2 separate regions of the Homo sapiens genome follow, and region 1 is linked to region 2. A link is a loop called in an ENCODE intact Hi-C map of the cell type or tissue named here. Cell type or tissue: endothelial cell of umbilical vein. All regions are shown on one strand.

Evidence for each region. Peaks named below come from ENCODE experiments on the same cell type or tissue, not always from the same donor. Only the 100,000 strongest peaks of a DNase experiment are listed, where the experiment ranks them.
Region 1: a loop joins it to region 2, with 15 times the contacts of the local background. A loop is called at or near these places in 1 of 110 quality-filtered maps.

The regions. Positions count from the first base shown.
Region 1 is chr1:59,427,572-59,432,571 of GRCh38, reverse strand. The region is part of intron 5 of FGGY (FGGY carbohydrate kinase domain containing); the gene reads right to left. Among named protein-coding and RNA genes, the nearest start is that of FGGY, 130 kb to the right of the region's middle. In endothelial cell of umbilical vein, no CTCF peak of the experiment used is centred here; no DNase peak of the experiment used is centred here.
Region 2 is chr1:59,740,995-59,745,994 of GRCh38, reverse strand. All of the region lies in intron 14 of FGGY (FGGY carbohydrate kinase domain containing), which reads right to left. Among named protein-coding and RNA genes, the nearest start is that of MIR4711, 10 kb to the right of the region's middle. In endothelial cell of umbilical vein, no CTCF peak of the experiment used is centred here; DNase peaks (open chromatin) are centred at 2,134 and 2,524; H3K27ac peaks cover 1,872 bases.

The sequences.
Region 1 (5,000 bases), 310 kb after region 2:
CATCACGTGTGTGAGGGATTTTCCCACACTAACCAATACTCTAACTCTTCAGAAACCAACCAGGTGTCCCACAATTCAATTCTAAACTAACTACCTGGAGTAAGGGCAGATCACACAGGTTAAGGCTTCAATCCAAGACTGCTCCCATTTCAGATGCCAATCAAAAGTCTAGGCCTTCCATACTTCTGACTGATCAGCTACATACTGGAGGTTCCCATAACCCCCTTTTTTCAGGTTTGATAATTTGCTATAATGGCTCACAAAACTCAGGGAAACACTCTACTTAAATTTACTGGCTTATTATAAAGAATACAAATACAAATGAACAGCCAGACAAAGAGGTACATAGGGCAAGGTATGTGGGAAGGGGTGGGGAGCTTTCATGCCCTCTCCAGGCACCTCCACTTGTTCACCAACCCGGGAGCTCTCCAAACCCCATCTTTCAGGGATTTTTAGGGATGATTCATCACACAGGCATGATTGCTTATTAACTCAATCTCCAGCCTCTCTCCCCTCCTGGTGGATTGGGTGGATGTGGGGAGTAGGGCTGAAAATTCTGAGCTGCTATCCATCACATGGTCTTTCTAGTGACCAAGTCCCATTCTGACCAACTCCCATTCTGAAGTTATCCAGGAGCCCAAGAGTCGCCTCATTAAAGCAAAAGATGCTCTATCGCTTAGGAAACCCCAAGGGATTTAGAAGCTCTGTTAGGAACCAGAGTCAAAGTCTAAATAGTACAACAAAAGATACTCCTAGAATGTTGATCACTCTGGAAATTACAAGGCTTTTAGGAGCTCTGTGTCACAAACCTGGAACAGAAACTAAAAATATATTTCTTATTAGTCACAGCACCAAAAGGGAGAAGGTGTGTTCCTTCTTCATCTATTCTCCATCTTGCTGCCTTGAAGGAAGCTGTGGTTGAAAGCCACTTTGGATCATGCAGAAAGGGGCATCATGTTAAGCACAGTCCAATGCAGAAGCTACCTGGGTTCCTGGATGATCTCATGGAAAGCATCTACGTCCGGACTATCAGATAAACAAATAATCTAACTTATTTAAGCCACATCTAGTGCTATAGCCTAATAATACAGAAGTGTAGGAGTCAAAGGTACAGGCCAATTAAGAAAGGGCATTACTAGCAGAAGAAAGTCACATATGCGAAAATACAGAGTTGAAAGAGAATAAAGGGAACCATGGGGCTTGATCCATGGTAGTGTGACAGGAGGTAAGACTGGAGAGTCAGGGAGCAGCTGGATCACATTGGACCTTATATTCCTTATACTAGGAAGTTAGGACTTGTTTCCTGCCAGCAGTGGGATGTTACTAAAGAATTCAAATAGTTAAATAATATCAGATTTACATTTAAAGACAATACTAGGGATGTATGAAGTACTGTTTTGGTGGGGGTAGAGAAAAGAGGAGGTAGGTGACATGGGGGAGAAGTTGGAGGAAAGGCAAAGATGACTGGACCCAGGGAGCCTAGTTAGGAGGGCAATGGATCCCAGTGATATCTGAGGCAATATATAGATTGTCCCCCACTTAGCTAACAGTAATGGATATGGAAGGCATGCCATCAAGGTTTCTTGTTTGAGTTATTGGATCACAGCACCTTTACCATGATAGAAAACACAGAAAGAAAAGCAAATTTATTTAGGGAAAATGAGTTGAGCCTAGGGTGTCTATGGGTCAGCAGGTAGGGCTACCCAATGAAAAGTGTGCCCTTAAGGCTGGAGCTCAGGAGAGGTACAGGGCTGATATTCAGATAAGTCATTACTGAAGAGTGGTGTCTGAAATCATGGGAAGGCATGACATTTTGTTGTACTCTGACGACACTGAGATATATGACCAACTGTATTCAGGTAAACCTCTACTAGCAAATGGAAAACGTGTACCATCTCCTTTCCATGTTTATTATGAACCAAGAGATTTTTTATTAAGTCTACATACTAGGGAATAGAGGCAGCTGGGCAAAGTCTCAAAACAGAAAAATGCTAGAGGAAAATGGGCCCTTATGAGAAAAAATTCTCAGCTTAGACCACAGACTGCTCCTAAAAAAATCCAATTGGACCCAACCTTAAGTATGCATGCAGGGCCCATGAGCATACCTGACACCTGCAAAAGACATTCATGTCTTCCAGTGTAATATGAAATGTCTCCCTGCACCGGGATTTTACACCAAAAAAGACATGAAATGAATCCAACTCCAATATTCAGGGTGGTTTGGACCAAAATGTACCACAGAGAACATTCAGATGTGACTTTCAAGGCCCCTGGTGCAATACTTTGTTTTAAACAGAAGTAGGCGTTGACACTGCTGTGAAAGATTTGCCAGTGGCTCCAGTTATCACAGGGCAGAAAAAGCCAAGTAATTATTTTCTCCCCAATTATGGCTAATTCTCTGCAAGTTAATTCTTGGCTTTTCTAAAATGGGACCAGAAAATTAGCTCTTCACATGCAAAACTGAAGATACAGGACCCAGCAACAGCTTATGGCCTGGGGTTTATTCCTTATTACTTCTTAAAGTGTGAGGAGGGGGCAGGAAGTGGTGTTTTGACTTAGGCACCATTTAGCCAAGTGGAGGGAAAAATCTCCCTTCAGCTCTGAAACAGGATCATGCAGCTATAAAATTTATTGGACACAATTGAAGCAAGGGTGTTGGGTGAAAAGAATCAAAGAAAGAACTATGGGCTGAGTTCAGAAGGGTGTAACAAAATCTGCACCTGTTGTCACTCACTTATTACTCCAGATCTCCCAGGCAGCTTAGATTTAAACCAGACAGTCCTGAGGCCCAGCCTAGCCAATACTGGCCTATTTATTAGCACAGAGTAAAATATGTGCGTCACGTGTGTGTCGTGTGTCTGTGTGTGTGTATACATGCATATGTGCACACCTGTGTATGCATGGATGCATATGCATGTGTGCTGGAAATAAACTGAGAGAGAAGGAGCCTAAAGGGGAATGAGATTTAAGAGTTGTACATGTGTTGGGGGAGTGAGGAGACAGCAAACTTGGCCAGTAAATTACTTTAGCCTAGAAAATGCAAATTCCAGATTCCCTGATATTTACCATTTGAGGGTTGTATTTTCATGTCGGTTTTGATCAAATCCCCAGAATCGTTTTCACAAAAGAAAAGCAATAGCACCAAATGAATTGAGTTGATTTGAAAGAAACTTACCAAGCAAAAAAATCAAGAGGGAAAACTCTTTCTATAAAGAAATATCCCACTTGTCCTCCGAAGATCTCTGTTTCCACATACACTCTAAATCTCCTCATGTATATTTATTATTTTTTAACCTCTAAGTTTCTAAGATGAAAAAAAAAACCAGAATTATTGAAATTAACTTTACCAGGGCCACCAAGAGATTTACTTTGCTAAACGTCAACTCCCAGTCATCTATTTGGCATATCACTTCTCTTTAATCTTTTACATTCAGTGCAGCCATACATGTGATTGTCTTGTACTTCATTTGCGTGAAAGTGAAGAAAGCTGTCTGCCACATGGGCGTGGTCAAAATGAGTGGCCTGCTACTTGTCATATTTGCTGAGCACACCTAGACCAGAGAAAGCCCCAGCCAGAGAAAGGTACACAGAAAGAATGGTAAGGTTTCCTTCCTTTTTCACTCTAGCGGGTAAGGACCAGGATTTTCACTAAGTTCTGGACAACAGAACAGACATAAGTGAGAGGGATCCTCACGCCACCTTTCGTATTCAAAAGCACCTCTAATGCTGCCATGTGGTCCACTCAGGACTCACTTGTACCAAAACCAAAAGGTGCCATCATAGACTTCGGAGGTGGGCAGTCCTCAGCTCAATTCCCAGCCACGTGACCTTGGGGCAACATAATATGAACATGTACTGAGTGCTACTGACATCTGGGGCACTATAGGATGTTTTATCTGGATTATTAACTTAAAAGCTATAGCCCCATTTCTCAAATAAGATAACTGAGACTGACAGAGTTAGACAAACTGACCCAAGGTCACGTGCACCTTTCTCAAATAAGATATGCTCAAAAGAACTGGGCAAGGAGGCATTAATGAATCTCTCAATCACCTTTCTGATTTCTGTGTACTGATAGGCAAAGCCATACACACTGGCATCTAATTACTGTACTGAGGTATTCTCCAACTGGGAAGTAGTATAGGGTGGCAGTTCAGCGCTTCGGTTCTGGAGGCAGACAGACCAGAGTTTGAATTCCAGCTCCATCACCTATTAGCTGAGTGACCTTGGCAAGTCATTTAATCACTATGAGCCTGAGCCTCCCTATCCGTAAGGATGAGGGTTAAGTGATATAATATACATATGGTAAACTCTCAATGAAAGTCTGGTTGTGAGTATGTTCCTCACCATTGTTAATAGATCCCTGAGTAATTATTAAGACCAGAAAATGTTTCATGATCCCTCTAGAATCACTTGCAGGACACTTGGAATCATAAAACCACAGAGGCAGAAATGACCATCAAGTCTCATAATAGCAGGCAGATGTGCCACTGTCACACACTTGGCAAATACCAATAGTTGACTGCTCTTTCTCACTTAGCTGAGATGGGCTTCCCAGCCATCCCCCATACTGTACTCTGGACAGCAACTTCCAATCAGTAAGACTGACAGCTAATCTATCTGCTGTCCTTAATCCAGTCCCACCACCCTACATAAGAGATGATATGAAGCAGAAGGCCATTGGAGTTAAGTGACTGGCTAAAGGTCCCCTATCTAGTAAGTGACAACCCTGGCCCCTGAACATAGACCACCTAACTCCTCATGCAGTGTTACTTCCATCTCCCACTCTGCCTCTCCAAGCTACCGACACATTTTCCAGGAAATGATGGAAGGTACTTTGACTGCCTTGTCTTCTTCCTCAAGGCTGCACAGAGGGGTTGCTGCACTCAGCAGATTATGTGCCATCTTATTCAGACAGGCCCCCTTCTGTGACAGGTACAGAGGAAAGGGGAAAAATAAAGCATCTCTCAAATGCTTTGATTGAAGACAGAGACTACAGA
Region 2 (5,000 bases):
CTCCATTTCACTTCAATACTCCCACAGCCCCCCTTGAGACTGCTATACTTATGAATATTACAATATACCAACAGCCACTTTCTGAATTCCATTGCCCTTCAGTCCAATTCTCTCATGTACTCTATCATTCTTAGCAAATGTCCTTCTCCACTTTAAAGCAACTTCCAGAATCTCCATCACTTCATTTTCTTTCAATTCATGTGCCCTGTCTGGCTCTAATTTCTTCCATAGCTAGCTTAGAGTCCATCATCTTTTGTGTCATTTACCGACAAGAATCTGCAATATTCTCTTAACTGCCCAATTCAATAGCTACCTTCAGTCCACAGAAACATTTAGCCAGGATATGCTTCACTTATGGCTACAAGGGACAAAATCTGCTTCGGAAGGAGCAGGCCAATGGGAGACTGCAACTCAAGAAAGTGAAATATCATGAAAGGCCGCAGGGTCTGAACACTTTTGAAATTTGCACTGCCTGCTTCAATAGTAATTCCTTCCCATGATGATCCTTTGGCCAGCAGATCAGCAACCAAATCGACAGCAAAGAATCAAAATGTGTGATAATATTAACATAATGAATAATGATTGAGCTGCAAGGGATGTTGGTTAGTCACTAGGCCAACTGCTCTGGGTTTAGGCAGGTGAATAATCGAAGCTAAGAGGCAAGGAATCTATCCATCCATCTATCCCTCCATGCTCTTTCAAGTTCCCTGCTTTTGGATCTCCAATTCTTCTAAGCGAGAGCCATTTTGGTAGTGGGGCCTAGATATTCTGGCCTAGACTTTGGAGCTGGCCTTAGACTGTTTACGATACAGAAACCCTCTAGCCAAGCCAGAATCCATTCCAAACCAACTTCCAGAGGAAAAAGACAAGCAAAGACATCGAATCTGAAGCCAGGAGTTGAGAGGCTAAGGATGGTACCAAAGTAAGAGAAGGGCTAGAAGCCAGGAGCATAGAGAGAGCAGAGGTCAGACAGATAGAGTGACAGGTGTGGAATGCAGGTCCAAAGCAAATCACTGTAGTGCCCTTTTAAACTCTCTTTATTATGTGTTTATAATCTCTTCCATGTTCCCAAAGCTCACTGATTTTCCTCTGTCTTATCATTCAGCACACAGTAGGATAAATGTCTGTTTTCTTACGTCTCCCCACTGGACTGTGAGATGTCAAAGGGTAGAAGCCATTAACTTTCTCTGTATTCCCCAAAATTGATATAAATAATGCAAAAATGTAATAAATACATGTTGAAAGAATTAAATGAATGAGTAAATGGATTAATGAATTAATGAATGAATCAGGGGTAGGATCCAGGATATCTGTATAAAGCAAGTTTAGGATCTCCCTCAGTTGTACTTTTTGGTATTTCCTGCCAGGTCAACACATTCTTCATTGTCCGATGTCAGACAGTTAGGATCACAGGCTCTAGACTGGCTAGATTAGAACTTTGACTCTTTCACTAGCTAACAGAATGGCTTGGGTGGGCCGGGCGCAGTGGCTCACGCCTGTAATCCCAGCACTTTGGAAGGCTGAGGCGGGTGGATCATCTAAGGTCAGGGGTTCGAGACCAGCCTGGCCAACATGGTGAAACCCTGTCTCTACTGAAAATACACAAATTAGCTGGGTGTGGTGGCAGGTGCCTGTAATCCCAGCTACTTGGGAGGCTGAGGCAGGAGAATCGCTTGAATCCAGAAGGCGGAGGTTGCAGTGAGCCGAGATCGTGCCACTGCACTCCAGCCTGGATGACAGAGGGAGACTCTGTCTCAAACAAAACAGAATGGCTTGGGCCTTAACTAACCTCTTTGTCCCTCAGTTTACTCATCTGTAAAATAGAAGTAATAGAAATAATTACTCATAAAGTTAAAAAAGAAAATGCATACAAACCACTGAAATTAGTGCCAGTCACAAACTAATAGTTTCAAAAATGTGAGTTATTTTTATTCTAAAAATTATTACATCAATCTCCACCCCAGCGCTACACAGGATCTTGTAATGTTCTCTTGAGTGATACTATTTAAAGACAGCACTTCCTAATCTGCTGCTGCATGTGACATGCTGCCTGGGCAGGGGAGTGATAAAGAACACAGAATGCAGGGACCATTCAACATTGAATATCAGCTGATGCCTGTGGTTAATGAAGGGAAGGAAGATGAACAATGGACAGAAAGGAGGCTGCAGGGGATAAAAGTTGTAGAAGCTTCTTGGTTTGGAAACACAAAGTTTATTTTTGGGTTGTACTTCCAGTCCTTTTACTTAAAACAAACAAAGAAAACAACTATGTCAGCTGTGTTTACAAATAAGAACTTGCTCCGGCTTTTACAAGACACAGGGAATCCAGTCTGCTTCCTTCTGGTTACCATATTATAGATAGGCACATGATGTGCTGGAAAAAAAAAAAAAAGATCTGGAAATTAGGAGGCTCCAGCCCTGTATTAATCTTAGCCTGGGCTCTGTTGTTTTGAATAAGTTGCTTCCTTTCTTTGGATCCCAGTTTCCTCTTTCTCAAAATGGGAAGTTTGAGCCAGATAATGTCATTTTTATTGTGCAACCAAATACTTATTGAGTACTTATTGTGTGCAAGGCATTGTGCTACACAATATGGATAGAGGAGGCAACCAGACAGCTCTGATCCCTGACCTCATGAAGTTTAAAGCCTGCTGGAGAAACATCGGTGATCATGGGAGACAGGAAGAGGAAGACAAAACTACTATGGAAACTTATGGAACTAGCTGAAGGTTGACAAGGAGTTGGCTGGGTAAAGAAAGTTGATGAGGAAGGTTCCAGACTGAAGGAAATGCATATCTGAAGGCCTTAAGTAAAGACAACATGATACATTTAAAGGACCTAAAGAAGTCCAAGATGACTGGATAAAATGAAGGGAAAGCATATAGGAGATGAAGCTATAGATGAAGGCAGGGGTCAGATTTTGGATGGTCCTGTAAATCATGTTAAAAGGTTTTGAGTTATGCCAAAGTCAAGGAGAAGCCACTGGAGAGTTTTAAGCAAGAGTGATCTTATTCATGTTTGTTAAAGATCACTCTGGTAGTTTTGTAGAGAATAAACTAAAGAATGGTAAAAGTGGAGGCAAGGAAACCATTCAAAAGTTCTTTGGAGCAGTCCAGGTGAGACAAAAGGATGGTGATGGTAGAATTAAAGCAAAGTGGAAGAATTCAAGAGACATGAAATGTAATTTAGAAAGACACCATGAGAGACTGATGTGGAGCAGAAAGACAGAGTGGGCTCAGAATGTCCTTGAGGTTCTGCCAGGAGTGAGTAAGGACACGTGGTGCCATTTATTGATAGTGCCACGTATGGGAACAGTGCCAATTTTTCAGGCAGAGGTGGAGATGGTGGGTTCAGATTTTAATATGCTTAGATTGAGATGGCTGTAAGCCCTTTAAGTGAAGATGTTATATAGATAGGTGTAAACCTGCTGGCATATAAATAGTAAATGAATCCTTAGAAGTAGATGAGATGGACAGATTCCTGTATAAGACTACCATATAATATTGGGGAGAGGAGAAAGGAAAACTAGAAAAGGAATTTGTGCAGAAACATTCAGAACAGCGGGAGGGAAATCAAGAAAATATGTTGTCAGTGGAAGCGTGTTTCAATGAAGGGAGTGCTCCACTTTGCAAAATGTTGCCAAGGCTAAAGCTGAGTAGGGGTTGAAAAGCCCTTTGGGCTCAGCAATGCCTTGGGTCAGCACTAATGACTGAGGCAGCATGATTTTGGTGGAATTTCTGTAGCGGAAGGAAGATCTGCCTTAGTTAAGGAGGCAGGGGTGGTGGTGAGAAAAATCATGGTAGTGAGGATAGATACCTTTTAAAGCATCCTTGACCATGAGAGGCAACAGCTAGGGGAGCTGATAGGCAGAAGAAGGGATTTTACTTTACTTTTTGAGACAGGGTTTTGCTCTGTCACCGAGGCTGGAGTGCAGTGGCATGATCATAGCTCACTGCAGCTCGAACTTCTGGGTTAAACTGATTCTCTGGCCTCAGCCTCCTGAGCAGCTGGGACTACATGTATGCACCACGGTGACTGGCTTTTTTTTTTTTTTTTTTTGAGATGGAGTCTCACTCTGTCACCCAGGCTGGAGTGCAGTGCTACGATCTTGGCTCACTGCAAGCTCTGCCTTCCGGGTTCAAGCCATTCTCCTGCCTCAGCCTCCCAAGTAGCTGGGACTACAGGTGCCTGCCATGATGCCTGGCTAATTTTTTTGTATTTTTTTAGTAGAGATGGGGTTTCACCATGTTAGCCAGGACGGTCTTGATCTCCTGACCTTGTGATCCACCTGCCTCGGCCTCCCAAAGTGTGTCAGCCACCGCGCCTCGCCCGCCTGGCAATTTTTAAAAAATTATTATTAGAGAAAGTGTCTCACTATGTTACCCAGGTTGGTCTTGAATTTCTGGCCTCAAGCAATCTTCCTGCTTTAGCTTGTTCTCGCACTGCTATAAAGAAATACCTGAGACTGGGTAATTTATGAAGAAAAGAGGTTTAATTGGCCCATGGTTCTGCAGGCTATACAGGAAGCATAGTGGCCTCTGCTTCTGAGAAGACCTCAGGAAACTTACAATCATGACAGAAGGCAAGCACGTCTTACATGGCTGGAGCGGGAGGAAGTGGAGGGAGGTACTACACACCTTTAAACAACCAGATCTCCTGAGAACTCACTATGTGGTACCAATGGGGGGATGGTGCTAAACCATTCATGAGCTCCACCCCCAAAATCCAATCACCTCCCACCAGGGCCCTCCTCACTGGGGATTACAATTCAACATGAGATTTAGCCAGGGACACAGATCCAAACCTCCCAAAGTGCTGGGATTACAGGTGTGAGCCACTGTGCCCAGCCAGGGATTTTATTTTTAAGATGAAAGGTTTACAGCAGCACTGTCCAACAGAAATAATATGATTTACACAAGTAATTTTAAATTTTCTAGTACCCACTTAAAAAAGTGTAAGTGAACTGGTGAATTTAATTTTAATATGTTTTTATTTAACCTATT